Regions from separate parts of the Mus musculus genome. Here all the other regions are linked to region 1. Evidence: chromatin loops called from intact Hi-C (ENCODE). Cell type or tissue: left cerebral cortex. All regions are shown on one strand. Region 1 has its middle 68 kb from the start of Fam13c. Region 2 holds the start of Fam13c (family with sequence similarity 13, member C). Region 3 overlaps Fam13c (family with sequence similarity 13, member C). Region 4 overlaps Fam13c (family with sequence similarity 13, member C). Region 5 overlaps Fam13c (family with sequence similarity 13, member C).

Region 1 (5,000 bases):
TGTTACCGTTTTGTTTTACAGTAGAAAAGAATGCAGTTTTAAACCAGCCTTTAACTTATTGCAAGCATGTTTAGCTACTAACAGTCTTTTCATATCCCAGTACCCTGTGATACCTGCAGCCATTGTGTCTTCCTTTGGCTGTGACAATGGTTTGTTGTTGTTGTTGTTGTTCTGGGAACCTAGATACTGTTGGCATTTAGTCTCCGCCCCACAGTTACCTGGCAATAGCCAGGTGTGCCTGACTCACTATAAAAGGGGCTGCTCACCCCTCCTCTCTCTTTTGCTCTCTTCTCCCCTTGCCCTTGCACCCTTACCCTCTATCCCCTCTCTCCCCATTCTCCTCCCCCTCTCTCCATGTGCTCATGGCTGGCCTTTACTTCTCTACTCCCCATCTCTCTCTGCCATTCTCAGTCTCTACTACCCCCTTAACTCCCCTTCCCACGCGTCAAATAAACTCCATTCTGTATTATGCTGTCCTGTGGCTGTTACCTCAGGGGGAACCTGCATGGACCTGCAGAAGCATCCCCTTCCCCCACACCATACCGCACCTCCATCAGACACATACCTGGCTTCTCTTATCTTTATATAAAATACAACAGACATGTACGAGGTCAAGCATTATGTAGAATGGTCCGTTACCACCTCGCTGACATTTGCTGGTGCCCTGTCTAGTTTACGGAAAGGAAGCTCAGGCAGGAGGCACCGTTTCGTCATAGCTCATCAAAATACCCACAGTCACCGGAAGTCATCAATGCTGACGTTAACTCTGGTCACCTGGCCGAGGCAGTCTTTGGTCTTTCTGCTACACAAGCCATTGGTCACCGGTTCCAGTCTATGACTTATACTCAAAGTAGGTTTAAAAACTAGCGAGGCTGTACAGGTGGGGGAGTGCAGCATCCACTATCTTAAACTTGTCTCCAGGCCGGGCGTGGTGGTGCACACCTTTAACCCCAGCACTCGGGAGGCAGAGGCAGGCGGATTTCTGAGTTCCAGGCTAGCCTGGTCTATAAAGTGAGTTCCAGGACAGCCAGGGCTATAACGAGAAACCCTGTCTCTAAAAACAACAACAACAAAAGATTTTCTCCAATTTCAGCAGACCTCTACCCATGAGGTATGAACCCCTGGGCTTGTTTGTTCTTTTATCCCTTGCATGAAACACAAATTCAAAAAGGGCTGGAGTCAGACAGTATCTCTTCCACTCAAGGTAAACTAGGGTCTGCTGGAGTCCCCGTCATGGAAGGGTTGGGTTTTGCTGTGGAAGGCACAGCGAATGTATTTCAAAGTGGTTGCTTCCATCTTTCCTCAGTGTGTATTGTTAGTGTGATTGTCTTGATATTCATTATGAAATGAGTGCGTTTCCTAAATGGCTGTTCCCTGATGTAATGGCATCTCTGGGATGGAAACCATCCCCCCCCCCCACACACACTTCACCCCATCCCTGATTCTCAGAGCAGTGTACATACAGCCTGGAGAACTTTATCTAGAAACCTGAACTGATGGCCCAGGTGGCTTCTGCTCATGGAGGCACCCTGGGCTGTGTCTTCTGTCTACAGTCTTTTCAGATTTCAGTGTGGTGGCTGCTCTGGGATCTCAGATCCTCGATGGTCTAAGAAATGTCATTGATTTTTTTGTGGGTTCAGAATATTTTTGTTATTGTTGTTGTTGTAAGGATGGGATGACAGCATCTAAGCCCTCAACATTCACTTTTTGGTGTTTAAACTCTTCTTCAAATGAAAGTCCTGGAAGCAGAGGTTCTATTGTTGGTGCTCGTGACTCAGTCAGGGAAGGATGGGTTCCGATCTCTGGCAGGCTAATTGAAGACGAGGCTCACGTGTTTGCCTCCTGAGGTCTACTGGTGGTGAGTTGGAACATTGGCACCCTGATCACAATTAGATCATAGGGGTAGCCTCCCCTGGAAGTCTGGAGACAGAAATACATTGAAAATCTTCCAAGTCTGTATAAAGTATACAGAAAACCAAGTGGGACCATGCCTGCTCCTGCCCTGGTCTTGAGGCATTTAGACTAATGGAAAATAACAGCTTTTCTGTACCTTGAGGAAGTGGCTTCAAGTGTAGTGGCTGGAAATTTACAAGCAAGCACATGTAACCATGGGCTGGAGGCAGAGCCAGGGTCAGTTGTTCTAAAGCGTGTTTGTCTGCAAGCCTATCAGAGAGACGGGAAGCCTGCTAACCTGGTTAGAGGATGGATGTTCAAGCTGGTTAATGGGGCAGCCATGGAACCTCAGATTAGGAAACACCCATGAGGGGCGGGAGGTGGGGGGGGGAGGGGGGGCATGGCCCTAACTCCTGTTAGATTTCTATCAGAAGCAGCCAGAGAACAACTCAGCAGTTTGAGATTTAAATGCCAGAGATGTTCTTTCCGAACAGAACTGAAGAAACAAACCCCAGATGGCGTTTCTTATTCAGGGCACAAAAATGCCTCCCACAAACACCAGACAGAGATATAGAATAAGAATAAACATCTAGAATTCAGAAAAGCTGTCTGGAAAAAAAAAAGAAAAAAAAAACCAAACAGCACCAAACCAACAACCTGGATGCACTAATCGTACCAGATAGGGAAGCTGGCACAAACCAGGCAGGCAGATTTGTTTATTAAGTAGCCATTTCCAACCCGAAACAGAGCTGGGATCCTTTTAGGAAACAGTTTTGAAGTAGTTCATGTCATGCGCGCGTACACACACACACACACACACACACACACACACACACTCACTCACTCACATTCCAATGTGCACGCACATATTAGTGTATGTAATGCTGACCGTAGAACTTTGAAGCAGCTTTCTCTGCCATGTACCCTTCTGAATGACTGAGACATTTCAGAAAGTTGGTTTTTTGCCAAAGTTGGTTCTGTCTGAGCCTTGGGTAATCAGAAAATCTTATTAAGAAGAAAATTCCATTATCGTTTAGTATTTGAGCTAATGACCTTCTTTTATCTCCTGTTCTTTGGCCTAGAGCACAGGTTATTATATTAAAGGGTATTTTGGGTGTAACATTCAGGCCACGAAACATGGCAGATTAATTTTTGCTTCGTCTATAGCAGCCAAGTAACTGTGAAGGAGACCAGTACTCCTGTGGCATCATTCTATAGCCAGCAACTGTCGTCTGGGGATGTTTGTATGTTCCGGAACCAATTTTTTTCTGAACCACAAATCATTTTTTTAGGTTGATGATAGATAACTCTAAATGTCAGATTTTTCCTAGAAATCTAGCATGGATCCTAACTACATCTCTCTCTTTCTCTCTCTTTCTTTCTTTCTTTCTTTCTCCCTCCCTCCCTCCCTCCCTCCCTCCCTCCCTCCCTCCCTCCCTCCCTCCCTCCATATATATATTTGTGTGTGTATGTGTGTTGTCTTGGAAAAGTTTGGAGACCTCTGAGCTTCATCCTTTCTGGATGAAATGGAACAGTACACTCTGTCTTTGGTAGATGGGTTTGTGAAAAGCACACGGTAGAGCTACATGCCTTACATTCCTTGGAGGCGCCCCACCTAAATCTAGGTAACAGTAACTGGTCTTCCCTCAAATGAAGTCCTGTGCGCTGTTACTTTTAACTGTGTATGCTTGAGGCCAACTTCCTGTGTCTTCCTCGATCACTTTATTTATTTATTTATTTATTTATTTATTTTTTTCGAGACAGGGTTTCTCTGAATAGCCCAGGCTGTCCTGGAACTCACTTTGTAGACCAGGCTGGCCTCGAACTCAAAAATCTGCCTGCCTCTGCCTCCCGAGTGCTGGGATTAAAGGTGTGCGCCACCGTGCCCGGTGATCACTTTATTTTTTATTTTTATTTATTTATTTATTTATTTATTTATTTATTTTTGAGGCAGGGCTTCTCTGTGTAGCCCTGGCTGTCCTGGAACTCACTCTGTAGACCAGGCTGGCCTCGGACTCAGATATCTGCCTGCCTTGCCTCCCAAGTGCTGGGATTAAAGGCGTGTGTCACTACTGCCCGGCTGGTCACTTTATTTTTGAGACAGGGTCCCTTACTGAGCTTGGAGCTAGCCATTTTGACTAGACTGCCTGCAAGTGAGCCTCCACAAGTGCTCAGTCTTCACCCTCCAGCGCTGGGGTTCCACGTGTGTGCTACCACTTCTGGTTTCTATCTGAGTGCCATGAATCCGAACCCAGACCCTTATATTGTGTAGCAAGTGCTCTGCCTCCAGTCCTCAGATGACGTTTGAGATCATTCCAGAGTCTATAATTAGCCAAGAAAAAAAAAAAAGCTTTCATTGCTTCTGATTCATGTTACGGAAGGTCAGTCATTGGAAATAAGAATTCCGAGTCAATTTCTGAGGGCCTGAGATGATGTCACAAGTCGTTCATCTTGGAAAGGGCAGCAGATTGAAAACAGCAGCGGTAGAGACAAAAGTTCAAGGCCTGGTGAACCGTTCCCCTATGTCAGCACATGCATGCACTTTGGACAAGGGCAAGCTTAGCTGGAAGCCACTTGGGAATCTTAACTTCTTGTGTCTTAGAGTGGCCGTTGCCTTAATAATTGCCATGGTTGTGTCTGGCGTGTTTTCACAGATTTAAATCTTTCATTCATCACTCCTTATTTCATGAGCACTGGCAGCCTACTGCCTTCCCTGATCCTTAATTTTTCTGTTCTTAAATTCAACCTCTTTAAGAACAGGTTTCCATGCATGTGTGTGTGTGGCTGGGGGGGGGGGGGAGGTTGGGGGGGAGGGGTTGTTGTGGGGGGGGGGGTGGTAAAAGCACAATTGAAGAATCCACTAATGCTATGAGAGTGGTGTTAATTAAGAGTGTGGTCGATCTGTTCCTGCGCCATGTGAGAGCTAGAAGATGCAGCCTTTCAAAGCAGGGACCATGTCTTGTATAAATAATCACCTTTCAGCAGAACTTATGCACCTTAGTCTTAATAATCTCATAGTGGTGGAGGAAGCATACAGCTATGTCAGTTTGTCCTGTTCACCAAGCAGGAATATCCACTCTCCTTTTCCCTCTGTGGGTATGAGTGTC
Region 2 (5,000 bases), 68 kb after region 1:
CAGATAAGCCGAAGGCTCCAAAGGAACCTTTGCTGATATCCATCAGTATTGTTCATTCCAGGGTGAACAGGACATCTCATTTTAAAAAGGCACTTGAAAACCTCTTACCAAAAAAAAAAAAAAAAAAAAAAAAAAAAAAAAAAAACAGATGAAGATACGATCAAGAATTGGATGAGTGTTTAAAAACCCCAAGTGGTTTCCATCAGGGTTTTAATCTAGAGTATTCTTAACTTTTAGCCATAATATACTGAACTGACTGTCTTTCTTCTGTATGAATAGTTCTTACAAGCTTTTCTGGATCCTTTCTGTTTGTGGGCTGTGGAGAACTAGTCTTTTCCTCCCTCTGGGCATTATTGAATCTCTGGATTTGTGGAGCACGTTTATTATTTCATTTTATTTTATTTTTATTTTTTAAAAATTTATTTATTTATTTATTTTTATTCTGGTCTGCCATTCACCCCGCCCCCGCTCACCATTCCATCCCCGCCCCCAAGAGGATGTCGCCACCCCCTCCCCTCACTTTACCAGACCTCCCCACTCCCCAGGGCCTCAAGTCTCTCAAGGGTTAGGTGCATCTTCTCTGAGGCCAGACCCAGCAGTCCTCTGCTGTATATGTGTTGGCCGCCTCATATCAGCTGGTGTATGACGCCTGGCTGGTGGCTCAGTTTCTGAGAGATCTCCGGGTTCCAGGTCAGTTGAGACTGCTGGTCTTCCCATGGGGCTGCCCTCCTCCTCAGCTTCTTCCAGCTTTTCCCCAATTCATCCACAGGGGTCCCCCGCTTCTGTCCATTGGTTGGGTGCTAGTATCTGCATCTGACTCTTTCAGCTGCTTGTTGGGCCTCTCAGAGGGTTCATTATATTTTCAACTGGTCCACAGCATATTCATATCAACTGCTGTTTTTCAGGTGAAAGCATTGTTCCTTCTGTTCTAGATGAATCACTGGAGATGTTTACGCAATCAAAAGGCTGGTCTTTCTTCACACTGAACTACCCAGAATGGGCACCACAGCCCTCGAGCGCAGGGGCGTTTGGGAAAGTGACAGTCTTTGGATCTGAGGACAGGAAGATATCCTGTGATTAGACTTCACGTTGCCATCTAGAACCTAGTTCCATGGGACAGTAGGATTAAGAACACATGCATAGTATAGTTCAACACGTAAGTCTGTGATCGTATTTCAAAATTCAGAGGCAGGTCTTTCCAAGTCAAGGTCAACATGTCAGGAAACATGGACAATGGGAACGGGGCAGGGTAAACATCTCCAAGCAAGAATAAAGCGGGGTGGGGGTGGGGCTGACCGGCCCTCCCTTCCCCCAACAAAGTAGACTCCATCAAAGGGAACAACGTTTGTGAGTTGTCATTCCATCCTTTGTGAAGGTGCGGGGCTGCTGTGGGGGTAGGAGTCCATCTCCCCGCCTGGCACGGTGTCCTAGGCATCAGCGAAGGCCTGGAAAGCATTCTACATTCGCCTGCATAGGTTCATTCACATCTCTGTGGTCCTGCGCTGGGCGCTTCCTCTAGCGGAGTAAAATAACAAGAGCGCAGACGGACCTGTCGGGATGCAGCCCGCCCTTGGGAGCCCTTTTGTTCTAGGCAATAAAAACCAACACACAGTGAAAATAAATCAAAACTCAGCATCCATATCCCTCTCCTCCTTCTCGATCTCTCCATGCTTTCAGGAAAAGCGACAGAAGCATCTTTGCTCGTTTGCATCCCTAGGGTGGGGTGGGGGCTGGGGAGGTAACAAGCCATGGGAGGCGGGCATTGTATCCACTGGGGGGTGGGGGGGACGACGCAATCTGTATTGCCAGCTGAGGCTGAGGTGGCAGGCTCAAGCAGCTTGGACTCTCTGTAGCTCCTAGCTGCCTACCAGGGTTGCGCGGAGCAGCTCCAGGTTCCTGAGGCTGAAGCCCCCGGTCGCGCGCCGCCGCGCCCCGCCCCATCGTCCCCGCAGCCTCGCGGGCTGCTGGGCTTTGTGGTTCGCCGGTGCCGCTGGGCCCCTGCTGGGGGTGTCGTCAGGAGCATGTGCAGACAGCAGCCCAAGGTAGAGCGAGCGTGCCGGGCGAGCCCTAAGACTTGCCTGGCAATGCCATGTTTGTGTGGGTGCTCTAACTCCGGGAGAGCAATTAGGGAGACGGCTCCCCGGCCGCACTTGGCTCATGTTTTCTTGTTTCTGTTTCAGCCTTCAGGATAATTCCTTCGGCAGCGCCGCTGTAACTGAGTAAGTGCTTCTTGCCCTTACAATCGACTTGCATTCCTGTCTCCGAAGCAACTATGGTGAAGGTATCCCCTCCCGCTGCCACCCCACTCCACCCCACCCCACCCCTGTCCCCAAGCCCTCTTTCCAGGCGATGCATTGTCTCCTGGATCCTGAGGCTGCGAGGCTGGCGGGGCCCACAAACCTCACACAGGTTGCAGCCAGTATTTTGGCAGCTCGGGGTGGAGGGTGCGCGGGGGTAGGGAGTGAGGAGCGGAAGCGGGGGGTGGGGGGAGTAATAAACCTAGCTTGATTGCTGCGGGAGGCTCCGTGGCCCAAAATATGCAATCTTGGAGCTTAGCTTAAAAAAAAATCTATGTGACATGTCAGAAAGGAAGCTGGGTTGTATTTTGCCAACATGAGTGTCAGTTTTCATGGAGTGCACGCAGTGTACATTTGCCCCAAATAGACGGATGTGAGCTAGCAGGAGTTTAATTCCAGCATATTTAAACAGGGTAAACTCACCTTCCCTCTCCGTGTGTACAGATTTTTAAGACACAGTGCGGTAAACTTTTCTAGATGCCTTTTTGTGATTTTTCTCGTCTGGCCACAATAATGTGACTATAGAGAAACGCCTTGCCTGACTAACAACCTAATAACAGTTCATAGTGGAGGGAAGGGAAATAATGTTTTACTCTAGGCCAGCCCGTGTGTGTGCGTGTGTGTGTGTGTGTGTGTGTGTGTGTGTTGATATTGATAGTGCTTTGTTTTTATTTTGGTCATCTCTTCCTTAGTATTTTCTTAATAGAATCTATATATCAGAGGTGAACGTGGAGTAGATTTTGCTGGCACTGTATGCAATTCACATATAGCTGGGAGTATAAACTATATGTATTCCATTTTATCGTAGGGAAATTAGTGTTTACTTCTGGGACCTTTTGGTAAAAGCTACTCGGTAAAAGCTTTTTGCAGCAGGCTGTGTGTGTGTGTGCATGCGCAAAGTTGTGTATCCCACTACTTAAGAGAATTGTGAGTTTCATACAGAGGCTACAAGTGGCTTAGAAGCTGTTTGCTAAAGAAACCTGAACAGTGACGAGAGCATCTTTTGGCTTTCAGATCCTGCCACTGTTGCAGAGACTTGGAGAGGGAGGGCTGAGGTTCCACTGTGCTTTCTGGGCCTCTTCCCCATGCACTTTTGCTTGTCTGGTTTGCTACTGACTTAGTACCCCGCTTTGAGCTCATCTAAGTGGGGTCTCTTTAAAATAAGGACCAGGTTGACTTTCAATGATTCACTATGGCCTGTCCACTGGAACCCTGGACACGATAGTGACATTGCCTTGCAATAGAAAGATAGAGAAAGAGAGAGGTGGGGAGAGATACCTGTGGGCCAAGGATGAGGCCTGAATTTCCTGGATAAGTGGTCAGGTAACATCTCTCTTTTCCTCTGGGTTCCTTGGCACCACATGTTTTTCTGGGCCTGATTCTTGGGAGTGTTGTGTGGCTGTATTCCTAGAGTCAGCCATAGTCACAGGCCCAGGAGTTTCAAGATGGAGACTTTTAGTTCCAGCTTTCATATGGTGTGTGTGTGTGTGTGTGTGTGTGTGTGTGTGTGTGTGTTTGTTATGGTTAAATGCTGGGGAGACTCTTGGTGTCTTGTCCTTGGATACTCCCCAAGGAGTTCTGATTGCATAAGATCACGTTACCCTCAGAGAAGTGACAGAGGTTCCTTTTAAAAGGCTGTGAGTAGTGTCTGGGAAGCCATCTGGCTAATGCAAGAATCTAAGGAACTTGCAACACACCCAAAGCCCCACAGGTGTGACCCGGCTCAGCTGAGGGGCGTCCTAAACCAGTGGTTGTCAAAACGGAACATTGTTCATCTTCTCCTCTCAATAATATGAAACTGTTCCTGGGTCTGTGGACTCCCGGCAGGACCAGAGGGTGCTATCCTGAGACACAGACATAGCAGCTTGTCCTGGAAGTGTTTGGGTGCCATGTTAGTCTGTCCCGAGGAGGTTCTTTCCTCTTCAATGTTTCTGAGAGGCAAAGATCCTCTGGCTCCTGTCTTCACCCATGTCCAGTGCCTCCTCTCCAGACCACTGAAAGTTCAGGCCTCTGGTGTTGATCCTTATTAAAATGGAAATTAAAAACTCTGTGCCTTGGAAGGCGCATCCAAGCAGTCATTAGAGTTCCCTATGAATTATTTTATCAGATAGACTTATGTGAGAGGATGCTGCTTGACCAGTCGTGATTATTTGTATGTGCGCGCGCGCCTGTGTGTGTATGCATATGTGTGCCGTGTGCGCTCATACAGTGTGTGCATGAGGGAGCCTTTGGAGGTCAGAGGTTAACATCCTATGTCTCCTTTGATTTCATTCAACCTCATTTCTCACTGAACTTGGAGTTTATGATGGGTTAAGACTGGCCAATGAGCTCTGGGGAATCCTCCGGTCTCCATCCATCCCCAGACCCAAGGCTTTATAGGTACCACCACTAGGATGGACTGACTTTAAAGTGGTTGCTGGGGACTCACATTCAGGTCTTCATACCTGAGCCTAAGACAGTGTCCCACTGAGCCAGGGCTCTGTCTCCCCAGCTGGAGGTCCTGGGAAGAGTCACAGGAAGAGTGGAATTAGGAATCAAGGGGCAGAATCCTTTTCGTTTTGTTTTTCTCAGGCCTTGAAAGGCCTGTGCAGATCTGGGTGAATTTAACTCATTCTCTATACAATCCCTCCCCCAGCCCCCTCCCCCAACATCAGAGTGGCCTTAGCCTTTTGTTACTTCTGCAGCATCTTTTCAGGACGTGCT
Region 3 (5,000 bases), 83 kb after region 1:
AGAAACGGAAGAAGGAGCTGTGACAGACTGACTCCCAGTCATTTTGAAATCTGAAAGGTCTGAGCATCCGTCATACCAGCAATGCAAACAGATAATAAAATAAATTTGTCCAAAATTAGAAAGAGTACCTTTGTAGGATGGCAATTAAGGCTGTGTTCAAAGGAGATAGGCAGTCTAAGTTCTGAGCTTTATAAAAATGGGTGGTTATAGTTCTTACATGGGAAACAATACCTTAATCTATAGCCTGATCCTAGAAAACAGTTCTAAGAATATCAGAAAAGCAAAGGTCTGTATTTTTATTAAGCTCTGTAGGCCATCTGCCTTGCTTTTAGCTAGGATATAATTGGGAAAGAATCTATTATGCAACCAGCATTTTATCTGCATTGTTATATTTGAGATATGAAGTTTGTTTTATCAGAACAGGCCACATAGTCCCACTGGGAATGTGGCCTCTAATGAAATGTGAGCTAACAGTGTACCTCCCCATCTGAAAACCAGTGGCTTTGGTAACTTAGGTTCAAATGAAAAAGGCTACAGACAGGCTTACACAAGAACCATGATCACCCCTGACACTTAGCACTGGCTAGTAGCGTGTAAAGCCCCACTGTGACTTGGATAAACATAGACTGGGTCATTCCATAAGGGTTTGGGTTGCAAGGTAAATGTGACATTTACGCGGTTCATCTTACAGGGTTATAGAGAGTTCTTGGTGTAAGACTAGTGGATTCTTTGGAAGGGGGCTGGACCTGAGCCTCCTTTGTAGCAGTAAACTCTGCCTGTTACAGGCTTTCCCCCAAAACACCTGCGAAAACCCACAAGTGTCAGCTTCTTAAATTTAAAAGCGTTGTCTTGGAAGCTGTAGAGCGCTCCTGTAGGGCTATGGTTGCAGCTGGTTCGGAGTTTTCTGTTCATAAAGTTAGAATGCACAGCCTTAAAGTTGCCCATCAGTTCGATCCTAACCAGTGTTAGTCTTAAGAGAAAGGAGGCCCCCCGCAGTTATAGACAGTGTGGCTTCATTCCCCTACTTTTCTTGCTTTCTCTTAATAAACTCCATATTCAGAAATAGCAGGTCCCATCTGATAGGCCAGGTTCAGCAACCTTTCTTCCCTCTTGACCTTGGCCTCATCCATGAGAAGGAAAGTACAGTAAGAAAATCTGGAGGTTGTCTTTGTGTTTGAAGGTTCCAGGTTTGCATCCCACTAAAACAATTTAAAGAGGGAGGAACTTAGGCAGACTTAATGATAGAGGACCAGGAACCTTGGAGAGAATGCAAGACTACATTCTAAGATGCTAAAGTGTTTGAGATTTGAATGTTTCTTTGAGCCACAGTTTTCCTTTATGCTTGCTTATTGTACTGGCTGGTTTTGTGTGTCAACTTGACACAAGCTGGAGTTGTCACAGAGAAAGGAGCCTCCCTTGAGGAAATGCCTCTATGAGATCCAGCTGTAAGGCATTTTCTCAACTAGTGATCAAGCGGGGAGGGCCCAGCTCATTGTGGGTGGTGCCATCCCTGGGCTGGTAGTCCTGGATTCTATAAGAAAATAAGTTGAACAAGTCAGGGGAAGCAATCCAGTAAGCAGCACCCTCCATGGCCTCTGCATCAGCTCCTGCCTCCAGGTTCCTACTCTGTGTGAGTTCCAGTCCTGACTTCCTTTGGTGATGAACAGCAGCATGGAAGTGTAAGCCGAATAAACCCTTTCCTCCCCAACTTGCTTCTTGGGCATGATGTTTTGTGCAGCAATAGAAACCCTGACTAAGACACATATCCTTTTATCTCTTAGACCATAAGCTATGTGGGAAAACATGGCAAGGGACCCCTATTGAGTGGTCCCTTGAAAAGCCAGGGTAACTGTTAGTAAAATTCTTTGATATGGTGGAAGTCAGAGCAAGGTGTGCTCTTCCTAAAGCCTGGTCCGGCTAGAACCCAGGGACAGATTGTCCCTGTTTAGAGTGTCAAATCCAATAAGCAAACACTCTACCCAAGGAGGGGAACTGACTCAAGGCATGAATCATCTCTCTGCGTGTTTTGTGAAAGATTACAAGCTTCTGTTTTGAGTGCTGTAGAAGTCAGAACATCTGTCCCCCACAACCTGAAGTGGGAAGATGAGGTTTGGATGGTAGAAGCAACTTCCTGTGTTGGCGCTCCAAGCTGTCCAGAGGGCATTCATTCTTAGTGTTGGAAGATGAAGTCTTGTCTTCCTCACGTCTCACCATCTGGCACTAGGCTGCACCCCACCCGTATGGCCTCCCCTCTGGTGGCTATTTTAACAGAAGACAAAAAGTAGCAGGCTCGAAGGAGAGCTTTTCCGCAGTTGAGCTATGGACTGCCAGCCTCCCGCTAACCCACTTCCTTGGGGAGACCAGCTGTTTGGTCTGGCATATATAAGCACCGGGTTTCTTCCATTTGGCTGTAGTTAGGTATGTTAAGAGGCTGGCACACGATCCAGGTCTATTTGTGATTTTTTTTTTCCGTTTTCATCCTTCTGCAGAAAGAAAGAAAAAAAAAAAACCCTGTAAATACTTTGAGTCAAACTAACCTATTAAATATTTACTGTCTTTCTCTTTTTAGTAGACATAGTTCTTACTGGGATTGACACTAAATTAAGAGAAAGATAGTTTTCATTCTGTGCCGCTGTCTCCTGCCACCATAAACAACTAAGATGTCGTCTTAGGGTTTTACTGCTGTGAAAAGACACCATGACCAAGGCAAGTCTTATAAGGACATTTCATTGGAGCTAGCTTACAAGTTCACAGGTTCAGTTCATTATCATCAAGGCAGGAACATGGCAGCATCCAGGTAGGCATGGGGCTGGCAGAGCTGAGAGTTCTACATCTTCATCTGAAGACTGCTAGCAGAATGCTGGCTTCTAGGCAGCTAGGATGAGGGGCTTACAGCCCACATTCACAGTGACACACTTCCTCCAACAAGGCCACACCCACTTCAGCGAGGCTACGCCCACTCCAACAGGGCCACACCTCCAAATAGTGCCACTCCCTGGGCCAAGCATATCCAAACCATCACAGATGCTATTGCGGTTTATGGATCTACCTTGAATGCGGTTCTTTTTCTTCCTTCCTGAGTCAGTTGAGAACATGGACACACTGTGGTTCCCGCACTTGTTTGGGTCATTGATTTCACTCACAGCTTCTGTTAGCCGACCTCTCACGTATGATTTCTCAGCACCGTGTAGATATTTTACTTCAATTCCTGCCATGGTATAGGTTTCTGTAAGATCTTCCCCGGTCAGAAAGAAAAGTGGACCATTGATTTCTTAGTGTTCTTTCTTACAAGAGGAAAGCAGAGTAATGATCCAGCGGATGGAGTGGAGTCCTGGTGAGTTGAACATCTTTGGAAGTGAGGTCAGTAGGGTTAGCATTCAACTTCTCTGGTATCCTACCATGGCCCCTCAGCTTCAGAAGTTAATCTTTTGATTAACAACCCACTAAGTGATGAATGAAACGGATGAAATGTATTTTTAGAAAGGAATCTGGGATGTCTATAAAGTAATTTTATCACTTTGGCATTTATTTTATTTTATTTTTTACTTTGTGTTTAGTTATTTTAGCTATTTAGTTAGCTATTGGGTTCTTACACTGCTACCTCCCTTCCAACCCTTATTCCACCCTGATCCCTTACAACCCCCCCCAGCACTAGGTAGGAGAGAGAGGAGGTTAGAGGAGAACCAACAAAACAGACTCCCTGCTGAGTAAGGGTTTTGGGTTCCTTGGGAACAAGTCCAAACTTTGTCATCAGGATATCAAACTCCTTCTTGTCTCTTTGCTCATGAACACTTGACAAACTACAGTAACAGGAACCAGGAGCAGCAGACGCCACAGGCTCTCTCAGGGTTCTCCCATTTATGCTCTCTCCAGAGCCCCCAGAATAAAACTCTCTGCAGCTGGCAAAGATCACGTCCCTGCTCGTGCACGAGGCAAATCATAATCACCTGCTGTGAAGCAGCCTCTTATCCCACACCGGGGATTATAATAGAGATATTCACATAACTTGGTTTTTAGAGAAGCCAAAATTCTAACTACATCACTTTTTCCGAATAGACAAATGCATTATGCTGGATGGCGTGAACCCTCAAACTGTGGGTCAAAATAAGCTCTTCCTTCTGTGGCTCCTATCCCGTGTTTTATCACAACAACAATATCACCTGGTCAAAGAAGGAGCAGATACAGGAGTGGATGGATGTGGGCTCCCACGCCTCCGTAGTCATTGGCTTTCTGTGTGACTTAGGGAATCAAAGTCACTCCCTTATGTGCCTTTTCTATTTTCATAAGATGAAGATGATCAAATTTCTCTTAAGAGGTTTTTGAGGATTAGACGGTATGAGACCAAGCTCAGTGCTTGAGCACTTGTTTAATACCCAGAAAGCCTTGGGGTCCATCCCTACAAGTTAAAAATAAAACAGGTAACGATAAAAACCTACATGCTCAGCAACTTTTAGGAGTGGGGTACAAGTAGTTTATAGGATGTGTTATTACCATTTGGATGAGTATATATTAAACCTAAGTAGACGAATACCCTGACTTAAAGTAGACTGCTAACCGAACCAACAATCTGGAGCTTTAGTGATGTAAACCCACAAAGATGCACTTCTCCCGTATGCCGTGTAGCCTTGGTTGATTGATGGGAGGGCCCTGTTCACTGAAGTTAGTCAAGAAGCTCTGTTTAGAAAAACTGAGCACTTCCGGTTTTGAGTCTCAGAGAAATCAGGATCTGGAGGTTATTATGCTAAGCACTCGAAGTCCCACGGCTACAGGGCTACACTGAGCTTGTGTTCTCTCCTAATTAATTATCCAGAGCTGGTCATGTGCTAGCCTGCTAATTACAACCCTGCAATGCACTGGACCAGGAAGAAATGCTCTACACAGTGCTGTGGGGGACAGGGTATGACTGATGGCCAATGGCACAAATGACTGTCACGTTGTTTATTCAGAAGAGCGTCTAACCCAAGGAACACTATATTAGTTGGCCCTTTCCTCTTCTTCTG
Region 4 (5,000 bases), 140 kb after region 1:
GACTATGCCGGGGCCTAGCAAACACAGAAGTGGATGATCACAGTCAGCTATTGGATGGATCACAGGGCCCCCAATGGAGGAGCTAGAGAAATTACCCAAGGAGCTAAAGGGAACTGCAACCCTATAGGTGGAACAACAATATGAACTAACCAGTACCCGGGAGCTCTTGTCTTTAGCTGCATATGTATCAAAAGATGGCCTAGTCGGCCATCACTGCAAAGAGAGGCCCATTGGACTTGCAAACTTTATATGCCCCCGTACAGGGGAACGCCAGGGCCAAAAAGGGGGAGTGGGTGGGTAGGGGATTGGGGGGATGGGTATGGGGGACCTTTGGGATAGCATTGAAAATGTAAACGAGGTTCCTAATTAAAAAAAATTCATGAATAAAATTAGCTAACTACTTACTCTACTTTAGGAGATGTTGGTGATAAATATATAATATTTGGCTCATTGTATGTATTGACTCTGCATGAATTTAATATCATTATGTACTGTTTTGCCTGTCTCAACAACCTTAAACAACAGTGATTTTATCTTCTGTTAAAATTTTAACAATTTGCTTATTGGTGTTAAATGTTGAGACCAGGTTCATCCATAGCTATTACCCTCACTGGAGAATACAACTTTTTTCTTTTTTCTTCACTGGCCATACGACATCCTAGTTATATTAGGATATCCTATCTTTTGTGAACAACCATGTGTTTGAGTGTCAGCAATCTGAATTCTTAAATGATTTGTCAATAAATGATCCAGTGACGCAAAAAAAAAAAAAAAAAAGAAAACACACATTTATACATTATGATTGCTAACAGCAGTAAAGTTACAGTTATGAAGTAGCAATGAAAATAATTTAATGGTTGGGGGTTCAGCATAACATGAGGAACTGTATTAAAGCGTCACAGTGTTAGGAAGGTCAAGAATCACGGCCTTAGAGACATTATCATTAGAAGAAGCCCCATTTTGTTTGTTGAGAACATTGAGAGTCTCTGAGTCCGCCATTGGGAGGTGACCTGTTGATCTTGTGCACCTCATATTTTATACTCCCGAGTGTGTTTGGGTCTAGGTCTCAAGGGAAGATCAAGGCTATAAGACAATGGGGTGGCAGAGTGCTGGGGCTCAGGGAAAAGTGTTTGTCCCTGGGCTTGGTGATATTAAGCAGACAACCAAGAAACCATTTAGGGTAGGTCAGGGTCCCAGAAGATCGGATAGTATTTCTCAAGGCCTATATAGACCTTGAGCACTTTAGTATTAAAGTGTTCTTGCTCCAGACCCCCTAAATCAGCACAAAAATGATATGATTTGGGGAATGTATATATTTTGTAAACTCCCCAGCGGGTTTAAAAAAACAAAAAACAAAAAACACCTTGAAGTTTATTAACCAGAGCGTCAGAGAGTCTTCAAATTTGATACTCCGAGTCTCATCCTGCCAAAACTGAACCTGACAGGTATAGACAGTCTTTTTACCGATAGACTCTACAGGGCGATGTGCTCGTGGTGTGAAAAATGGAGGATATTGTTCCGGCCCACGAACAAGTACATCACTGTAGTGATGTCAAATTACCAGACACAGACAGCTCGAAAGAGGAAGCTTCCTCCATTCAGCCCTCCTCATATGTGACTGGCTCATGGTTTCAGAAGGTTCAGTCCATCATGGTGGGGAAGCTCGGTTCACATCACAGCAGGTAGGAAGAAGAGGGAGGGGAACTCGCATGCTCAGTTGGCTCGCTTCCCCGCCCCCTTTAGTGGGCTATTCGTAGGACGATGCCAAATAGGATCTGGGGACCCTGGGGATGTTGGAGCAGGGAGCAGGTAAATGAATGTATTATTAAGGGACAGTCTCCTGCGTTTATTGAGAGCGTATGTGGGGTTGGGAGTTTATGCCCATGATCATGAAAATTGAGGGGATCATAGCAGTAAGTAGATGTCTAGGAACTGACCCACATCCCAGGTTTTCAGCAAGGTTCCCGTTCACTGTGTTTCACGTCAGAGCGAGAATCTGTGTACACTTCCTGGACGTATAAAGGGATGGGAAGGTGCCATAAAACCCCTTCCTAGAAACCAACCGTGAATGGTTCCTGCTCTCTAATTGCACAGTCACAGATGAAGACACCTCAAAATAGTTCTCCTCCAACCCACCCACGTGGGTGTTCTCTTTCCCAGCCCAGCTAAAGTGGGACCCGAGTAATTGCAGAGACAGGGGAATGAGTATTTTTCTAAAACAAGCTATGTATGCTCTACTGTGTGAAAAAGAAGAGTTAACTTTAGAAAATCATACCTAGGCCGTGCAGACTTCTCTTTAGTTGGCTTCTCACAGGGTGCGCTGGAGAGGCAGGGGTGGTTGTCATTCCCCAGGGGGTCATTATCTGCCATGTGATCTCCCTCCTGATTTTAGGTGCCTTAACATGGTGACTTTGGATGTAAGGAGTGTGTGAGTGTGTGAGTGAGTGTGTGTGTGTGTGTGTGTGTGTGTGTGAGAGAGACTGTGTGAGTGTGTGAGTGAGTGAGTGTCTGTGTGTGTGTGACTGTGTGAGTGTGTGAGTGAGTGAGTGTGTGTGTGTGAGACTGTGTGAGTGTGTGAGTGTCTGTTTGTGTGTGTGACTGTGTGAGTGTGTGAGTGAGTGAGTGTGTGTGTGTGTGTGTGTGAGTGAGTGTGTGTGTGAAGCATCAGCATTCTGACCTGAGCCATTGCCTGGAGGCACCATGGTCTTGAAGGAAATCAAGTCATATATGAGAAGGGCTTGATTGGTGGGGGGGGGATAGGGAGTGGGGGCTTGGAGGGAGGGATGGGGGGGTGTAGCTTCCAGACCACAGCTTCATTTTTCTGTAGAAAGGAGAGTATGTCTTTGTGTAAAAGGTCACTAAGTCCCGAGTGATTGGTCGGTGAAATGGCTGGGTTGTTACTCTCTCCTCCCAAAGTTTGCCATTGCTTTCCAGCATGGACTAGGGAAATAACACCTTGTTATTTGTTGGCTTGTTAACGGTTTCCTTGCTGGGCTGGATGCTCCAGGAGAAAGAACCTGATGTCAGTGTCTTAGTCTTCATGCAAGTCTGGCTCTTGCCTTGAGTATCCAAGCATCATGTGACTAGCACATCTGCTCAGACCCCGCCAGTGCCGGGAAGTGTCCACGGGGCTTCTTGGGTTAGCTCTACAGCGCTTCATCCTGATTGGATAGGCTAGATAGCTCCCATCATTCCCTGGGCAAACATTGTATGTGATGGTGGGATTGGCTTTTTCACAGTTCAGTCTCTGCACTGTTACCCTGGAGTATTCCATCCAGAACCATCCACACAGGGTGTCCATGTGAGAAGAACTCTACTGAGGAGGGCTGTGGGGCTGAGTGACAGGGAATGGAGTGGCACGTGGTGGGGACAGAAGGGCTTCTGAGATCCTTCCGTTCCACTGTCTGTCTTGCCTTTGGCCCCCGGCGGTTGTCTTCCCTTCTGCTTAAAGGTCTCCCTGGATGGTTAATGTTCATCCTGTCTTGCTTGGATTTCCTCCCCCTCCTCCTCCTCCTCCTCCTCCTCCTCCTCCTCCTCCTCCTCCTCCTCCTCCTCCTCCTCTTCCTCCTCCTCCTCCTCCTCCTCATTCCTTTATGCTTGGTTCTCTGCAGTGTCTCAGAGAGGAGCAACCCAACCATTCGAGTAGATGCCCGTGTCATTCAGTGTTGTTCCAGTGAGCATGCAGGAGGGAGAAGGTAGTTTCCCAGGTTACAGCATCCGAACGCACTCCCAGTTAGGGCCTGATGTGCCCCTGTGTACTGACATCCCTTGCTGCTCCTCTAACTCGGTCGTTGGTTCTGCTCCAGACCCAAGTCTAGGTACCCACATGCGCCAGGTTCTGCACCTCCATCCTCAGTAAACGTGCATGCTTGGCTTTCTTTCCATTCAGTAGAAGGGGACTCCAAAGTCATTTAGAGCGAGGTTCCTGGTAGGCAGGCTGGCCCAGAAGTGAAACCCTGGGAGGTAGAGTGATGAGTCACGAACAGTAGGTACCTCATGTGGCTTGTCAACACGGCCAGGCCTCTTCCCTGCAGCCGGTGTTTGGGGGGCATCCACCCTGAACACAGAGTCCAGTCCTGGAGTGATGACCACCTACCTACTGCTGCTTTTAGAGAGTGCCTTCTCCCCTCCCCTCAGTTCCCCTGGGAACAGCCCTCCTAGCCAGGGTTCTAACTCATTACGGTTACATCTGCCTCTTTTTACAGGTGACAGAAAAATAACAATCTAGGTTTGCAATAGCCAGGATGCTTTCCCATAGTCAGGCAGGATACAGAGCACCGTGGGCATCCCCCGTGGTTCTGTGAGAACCTGAAAGACATCTTTTGCTTTTGCAGATTACACAAGAACACACAGGCGTCTGAGCCAGGCTGCACGCACCACATTAAAAAAATAAAATAAAAAGATTGAAGCCGGGCGTTGGTGGCGCACGCCTTTAATCCCAGCACTTGGGAGGCAGAGGCAGGCAGGTTTCTGAGTTCGAGGCCAGCTTGGTCTACAGAGTGAGTTCCAGGACAGCCAGGGCTACACAGAGAAACCCTGTCTCAAAAATAAAATAAATAAATAAATAAATAAATAAAGATTGAGAGTGTATCTCTCTGCTAGAATGCTTGCCTAATGTGTGGGAAGCCCTGGGTTCTTTCCCTCCGCTGCCTAATACCAGGCATGGTGATACACACCCATGATCCCACGGCTCAGGGGGGTAGAGTCATGGGGATCAGAAATTCAAGATCGTCCAGAGTGTTGGCTAGCCTGGGCTACACAAGACTCTGCCACTCAAGAGAGAATCAGAAATGTCCACCTCCTTTTACACATGATTCTTTTTAAAAAGTCATTGTGAAATACATTTAATAGGAAAAACATGCCGTCCTAAGCCCTCGTAAGTATACCACTCAGCCATACTAAGTCCATACACCTTTCTGTGAATTCTTCACACCTGCGTCTTTCTTTCTTCATCACACAGAACTGAAATTCCAAACCCATGAGACAACTCTCTCCCTTTC
Region 5 (5,000 bases), 170 kb after region 1:
CAGGGAATCACATAAAGATAGTGTGGGTCTCTGGCAGAGAGCCCAGGACAGCTTGTTATTAGAATAAACTGGAGCAGGGAACAATCTCTCAAACATGTTGAAATATTAAAAGGCTCGCTAAGCATTCCATACAGAGGCGACTGGAGTGTTCCTGTGAGCGTTGTGATAAGTTTTGGGGCAGAGTGGTGAGTAGGTAGTGGTCTGCTCCTCCCTTCCTGTCCTTCCTGGCTATGGCTTTGCAGAGAGAGAGCGTGTTTGGGGAATGGTATCTAGTCTTATAGAAAGGGAGCCATCAGATTGGCTTTTAAGGCCATCTGAACAAGGATGCTGCGTAGTTTCCATTCAGTCATGGCTGTACTCTGTCCATGCAGCAGGGAAGCCCCTGCCTATTGGCTCGGTCTTTATCCCGCAGATAAGTAAGCCCTGACCCACTGAAGACTTCTAACCAGCTACGAGCTATCCCTTGAGGCCTGGAGCAGTGAGTTAAAGATGACCAGACCTGGAGTGATGGTGTTGTAGGGTTCTTCGTGTCTATCTTTGGCAGCCCCAGTATTCTGGGAGCAGCTGGTTTCACCTTTGATCTACCGGAGTTTACCAGGCCTGTCACACCCTCATGATGGACACCAAGGAGTGACAAATGGGGTTCTATTTTTGAGCCTGTTAACACCTGTGACCTGGCCTTTCCCGAGTCTGACTGTTGTAGATTTCGACCCAATATAAACCCTCAGCAGCCTTGTGTCTCTGGACAGGCTACTTCCTGTTCTGAGTCATCCAGCAGTAACTGAAGTTTGAGGACACTGTTGGAGGAACCCGTGTGGCACTTACTGCAGTGTTGGCAATGAAGGAAGCAAAAGGTTCTAGTTGCCACCAACTTCTTAATCTGTCTGAGAGATACCGAGCAGGTCACAGGACAGGCTCTGTCTTGGGAGAACAGGAAGGGGGCTCGTGCAGGTTAAAGATGCACTGGGTCCCCACCTGAGCTGTGCACATGGGTTATTGTTTTTCAACTCTTACAGCCACATCTGTTTTACTTAGAGAATTTCTTTTGGCATCCGTCTTAGTCAGGGTTTTACTGCTGTGAACAGACACCATGACCATGGCAAGTCTTATAAAAAACAACATTTAAATGGGGCCGGCTTACAGGTTCAGAGGTTCAGTCCATCATCAAGTGGGAGGATGGCAGCGTCCGGGCAGGCATGGCTCAGGCAAAGCTGGGAATTCTATGTCTTCATCCAAAGGCTGTTAGTAGAAAACTGACTTCCAGGCACCTAGGGTGAGAGTATTAAGCCCACACCCACAATGACACACCTACTCTAACCAGGTCACACCTATTCCAACAAGGCCACACCTCCAAATGGTGCCACTCCCTGGTCCAAGAATATATAAACTATCACAGCATCTTTTACCCGGTCCTGAGAAGCATTAAAGGCAAATGAAGAGGCAGTCACTGCCAACACTCCCTGCCTCATGTATGCACGCACGCACGCACAGAGGAGGGGCATAGATGCTAGAGCAGTAGGCGGGGAGGGTTCATATTCACTGCTCCTTCAGTGTTTACCTCCCCCGCCTCCTTCAGTCAGCACCCCATGTATCTTAGGAAACAGGCCATTCGGTCACTCCTCTTGTCAGGTGCCAAGCTGTGGTTAGAAGCCTGTCAAGCCACCTGCCACGTGTAAGGCCTACTTTCCTTCCCATCCCTCGGACAGTGGCATTACCATCCTCCGCTGGTTGTTTCTGAATCTTAGCTCCTACTGGGCATCTCAGGTTTTGCCATGTCTTCATAAACACAAGTCTTTCTGTCTCAGCCAAATGTAGCCCTGGGTAGAAAGGCAGGTTCTCTCCCTCTCCCTCCCTCTCCCCCCCCCCCCCCCCCCCCGCCTTGAACTCACAGAGATCCACCTGCCTCACCCTCCTGAATGCTGGAATTAAAGGCTTATGCCATTGCTGCCTGGCTCAGATGTTCACTTTCAATAAAACATGTGAAAACTGGAAAACTGGACAAACCAGACAGACTCTCCACCCCTCCCCCCAGTGACTGAAGAAACAGGCCCAGAAAGGTGACATGAATTTTAAGAGTCACACAGCCAAGAATCTAGACAGGGTAAACCAGGTCTTTTCATGGCCGACCAGAAGTCTTTTTAAAGTGTCTTATGAATGATTCTTTTCTTAGCAGAAATATACCACAATAGTGTCTGTAATAGTAGATTTGGCTGCCTCATTTTAATTACCCCTAACAAAGCCTATATTAGTGAGTTTGGGTGTCCAACCGTAGACCTTTCCATTCAGACACGAAGAGGCCTAAAGAGCTATTATGAATGTGTAAAAACTTCTGTGGCTTGAAAGCCATCTCCTACCCAAGCTGATGGTAACCTTAAGAAAGCTCCACTAAGGGCAGAGCCATAAAAAGAAAATTCATTTCTGCAACCGATTGCGGGCTTTCAAGTACTGTGTCATAAAGTTCAGCCTCTGATCCTTCCTTCATTTTGTGGGTGGAAAAAAAAAACCCAAAAAACCAAAACACACACACAAAAAAACCCAAAACCAAAACAAAAAATCCAAAGCTGTTGGTCACTGGCTTGAGATCCTGGTGTGTTCTGTATGTTTCGTATATCCCTTTGGTGGGGTGTTGAGTGGATCCAGAGACGCGTAGCTTTACCTGCACACATACGTCCTTAGTCTGGAGAATCCTGTGAGGGTTCTACAGTCCATATGTAATGCTTGGGCTGTCAGCTAAGCCCAAAGAATTAGGCCACACAACAGGCTTCTAAACAGAAGACTTCCTCCTGGAGGCCATCAGTGGGATTACACTAAACAATATTTATATATTTTCCTCTCATGAGGGAAGCTTTGGGCAGCCTGTGTCTCTGTCCGTGGTTCTGACAATGTAGGGCTCCATCACAGGAGGGACAGTGACTTTTCCTTCAGTCTTCCTTTCTAGCTTGTTTTTAGATGTATATTTCCATGTCACCCTATAACTGGTGGGATCCTTCCAGGTTCTCATGGCGAGCATGCGTTCTTTCATCAGGTGACGTCATGCAAAGCACCACTATGTGCTCTTGTTAAGTACCCTGAATGTGCTGTGTCTGTCACTGAAGACATTTCTCCTGTTGCTCATCTTACATGGGCAAAGTGGGTCTTCACGGGCTGGCTGTGGACAGTGCAGGCATTTCAGCCCAGGTACCTCTGTGCAGGAGGCCTCCCAACCCTCCCAGCCAAGTTCCTTGTGTAGTCTCAGGTGGGGATAACTCTCTGGAGCATGCTTTTAAGTTAGCTTCAGATGGAGGATTCTCATTGTGATCTATGGCAGAGTGTAAGGGCTTGTTGCCGAATTTATTTATGTATTCATTCATTCATTCATTCATTCATTCACTTTATATCCCACTCACTGCCCCACTTTCTGGTCACCCCTTCCTACAATTCTCTCCCTACCCTCTACCCTTCTCCTCTGAGAAGTTAGGCTACCCTGGGCATTCCCCGACCCTGGCACATCGAGTCTCAGTGAGGCTAGGTGCATCCTCTCCCACTGAGGCCAGACAAGACAGCCCAGCTAGAACATGTCCCATGGACAGGCAACAGCTTTTGGGATAGCCCCCGCTCCAGTTGTTGGGGACCCACATGAAGACCAGGCTGCACATCTGCTACCTATGTGCAGGGAGGCCTAGGTCCAGCCTGTGTATACTCGTTGGTTCATGGACCAGTCTCTGAGAGCTCCAAAGGCTAGCCTTACAACCAAAAATATTTTGCCATTTTTAATCTACTGATTACTCTTTTCTGGGGACAGTTCCCTTTTGTGCTGAGAAGGAATTCAGAAGTAAATGATCTGACGGACTTACATGACCCTCTCCGTGTGTGTGTGTGTGTGTGTGTGTGTGTGTGTGTGTGTGGTTGTCAGTGAAGATACATTCAGGATTCCTTTGAAGGTTTGGTGGAAATATTCCTGCTACTGCCCTCTGCTTATCCAACCCAGTGAGGCTAAGTCAGTAACAGTAACATTTATGGTTTGAGCTAGCACTTCTGCATTGCTTGGCATGCACCCAGAGCTGTTTTCTGGGCTTCACAGGCATTAATGCACCACAGGAACTCTGTGAAGGAGATACTGTAATCCTCACATGTAATATGTGAGATAGCAGAGCCCAGGGAAGCTAAGCCATCGGCCCAAGGTCAGAAGTGTTACGTTTCACTTTGATGGTAGCTCAGTGGGGTCTTTAGTACTAAGAGAGTGATTAGAATGAGGGCTGTTTGCTCCTAGATCAGCTATTGGACCATTATCAAGTTTCAGAGACCATGGGGCCTGCTTTCTTGAGCTCCAAGGACTCAGCCTCCCAGTTGGTTAGTGTTCCCCAGCAGGACCCAGTCCTGAGCCACGGACAAAGCAGGAAGCATTCGGTTTTTGGTCCTATCATTGCTCTCATCCCTGTTGGCAGGGAGTATGGCCTGCCAATGGGATGGGCTGTGGATGGCTTATAAGGTGATGGAGGATGGACAGCCGGATGCAGGGAATCACTACGATGTCTGGAAATGTGCTGAGTGCCTCAGCATGCTTTGAAATAATGCCCATGGAGGAACAAAGGTGCAGAGCTGGACACCACGCACTAGAACTCTGCCCCAGTGTTCAGCTCGACGTGTCTCTGAATTCTCTGTGTGGCTCGGCTGTTTAACATTTTTGCTTTTCTTTTTTTTCTCTTTTGTCTCCTTTTTCTCTCTCCCTCCCTTTCCCCATCTCCCCATTTCACCTTCTCCTTCTCTCTTTCCTCCTGCCTACCCCCCACCCCCCCTCATTCCCATCCACTTCTACTTTCTCCTCTCCCCATAGCCGTCGCATGGGGACAAGACTTCAAATCCCGAAGTTCTGAAATGGATGAACGATTTGGCCAAGGGGCGCAAACAGCTCAAAGGCAAGTGTCCCTTCCCTCAGAGAGCACCATCGGTAATAGCGTAATGTCCAGGACAATTGCAGCCCATTTCCACCTGAGCCTCCTTGGGCTTTGGTTTCCTTCTTG

The links. Peaks named below come from ENCODE experiments on the same cell type or tissue, not always from the same donor. Only the 100,000 strongest peaks of a DNase experiment are listed, where the experiment ranks them.
Region 2: a loop joins it to region 1, with 5 times the contacts of the local background. A loop is called at or near these places in 12 of 42 quality-filtered maps.
Region 3: a loop joins it to region 1, with 6 times the contacts of the local background. A loop is called at or near these places in 11 of 42 quality-filtered maps.
Region 4: a loop joins it to region 1, with 2.9 times the contacts of the local background. A loop is called at or near these places in 12 of 42 quality-filtered maps.
Region 5: it touches region 1 in a loop (3-fold over the local background); 10 of 42 quality-filtered maps call a loop at or near these places.

What each region holds. Positions count from the first base shown.
Region 1 is chr10:70,370,526-70,375,525 of GRCm38, forward strand. No RefSeq gene overlaps it. Among named protein-coding and RNA genes, the nearest start is that of Fam13c, 68 kb to the right of the region's middle. In left cerebral cortex, no CTCF peak of the experiment used is centred here; DNase peaks (open chromatin) are centred at 1,896 and 2,409; H3K27ac peaks cover 860 bases.
Region 2 is chr10:70,438,857-70,443,856 of GRCm38, forward strand. Fam13c (family with sequence similarity 13, member C) reads left to right here and starts at 2,054. Exons shown (of 14, transcript NM_024244.4): 1 at 2,054-2,219. The coding sequence starts at 2,158. In left cerebral cortex, a CTCF peak has its summit at 1,984; DNase peaks (open chromatin) are centred at 807, 978, 1,528, 2,036 and 2 more places; H3K4me3 peaks cover 3,245 bases; H3K27ac peaks cover 3,511 bases.
Region 3 is chr10:70,453,905-70,458,904 of GRCm38, forward strand. The region is part of intron 3 of Fam13c (family with sequence similarity 13, member C); the gene reads left to right. Among named protein-coding and RNA genes, the nearest start is that of Fam13c, 15 kb to the left of the region's middle. In left cerebral cortex, no CTCF peak of the experiment used is centred here; DNase peaks (open chromatin) are centred at 2,191 and 4,815; H3K27ac peaks cover 2,159 bases.
Region 4 is chr10:70,512,916-70,517,915 of GRCm38, forward strand. The region is part of intron 5 of Fam13c (family with sequence similarity 13, member C); the gene reads left to right. Among named protein-coding and RNA genes, the nearest start is that of Fam13c, 75 kb to the left of the region's middle. In left cerebral cortex, no CTCF peak of the experiment used is centred here; a DNase peak (open chromatin) is centred at 2,127; H3K27ac peaks cover 753 bases.
Region 5 is chr10:70,537,831-70,542,830 of GRCm38, forward strand. It overlaps Fam13c (family with sequence similarity 13, member C), which reads left to right. Exons shown (of 14, transcript NM_024244.4): 9 at 4,814-4,895. Among named protein-coding and RNA genes, the nearest start is that of Phyhipl, 59 kb to the right of the region's middle. In left cerebral cortex, a CTCF peak has its summit at 2,789 (motif pointing left); a DNase peak (open chromatin) is centred at 2,803.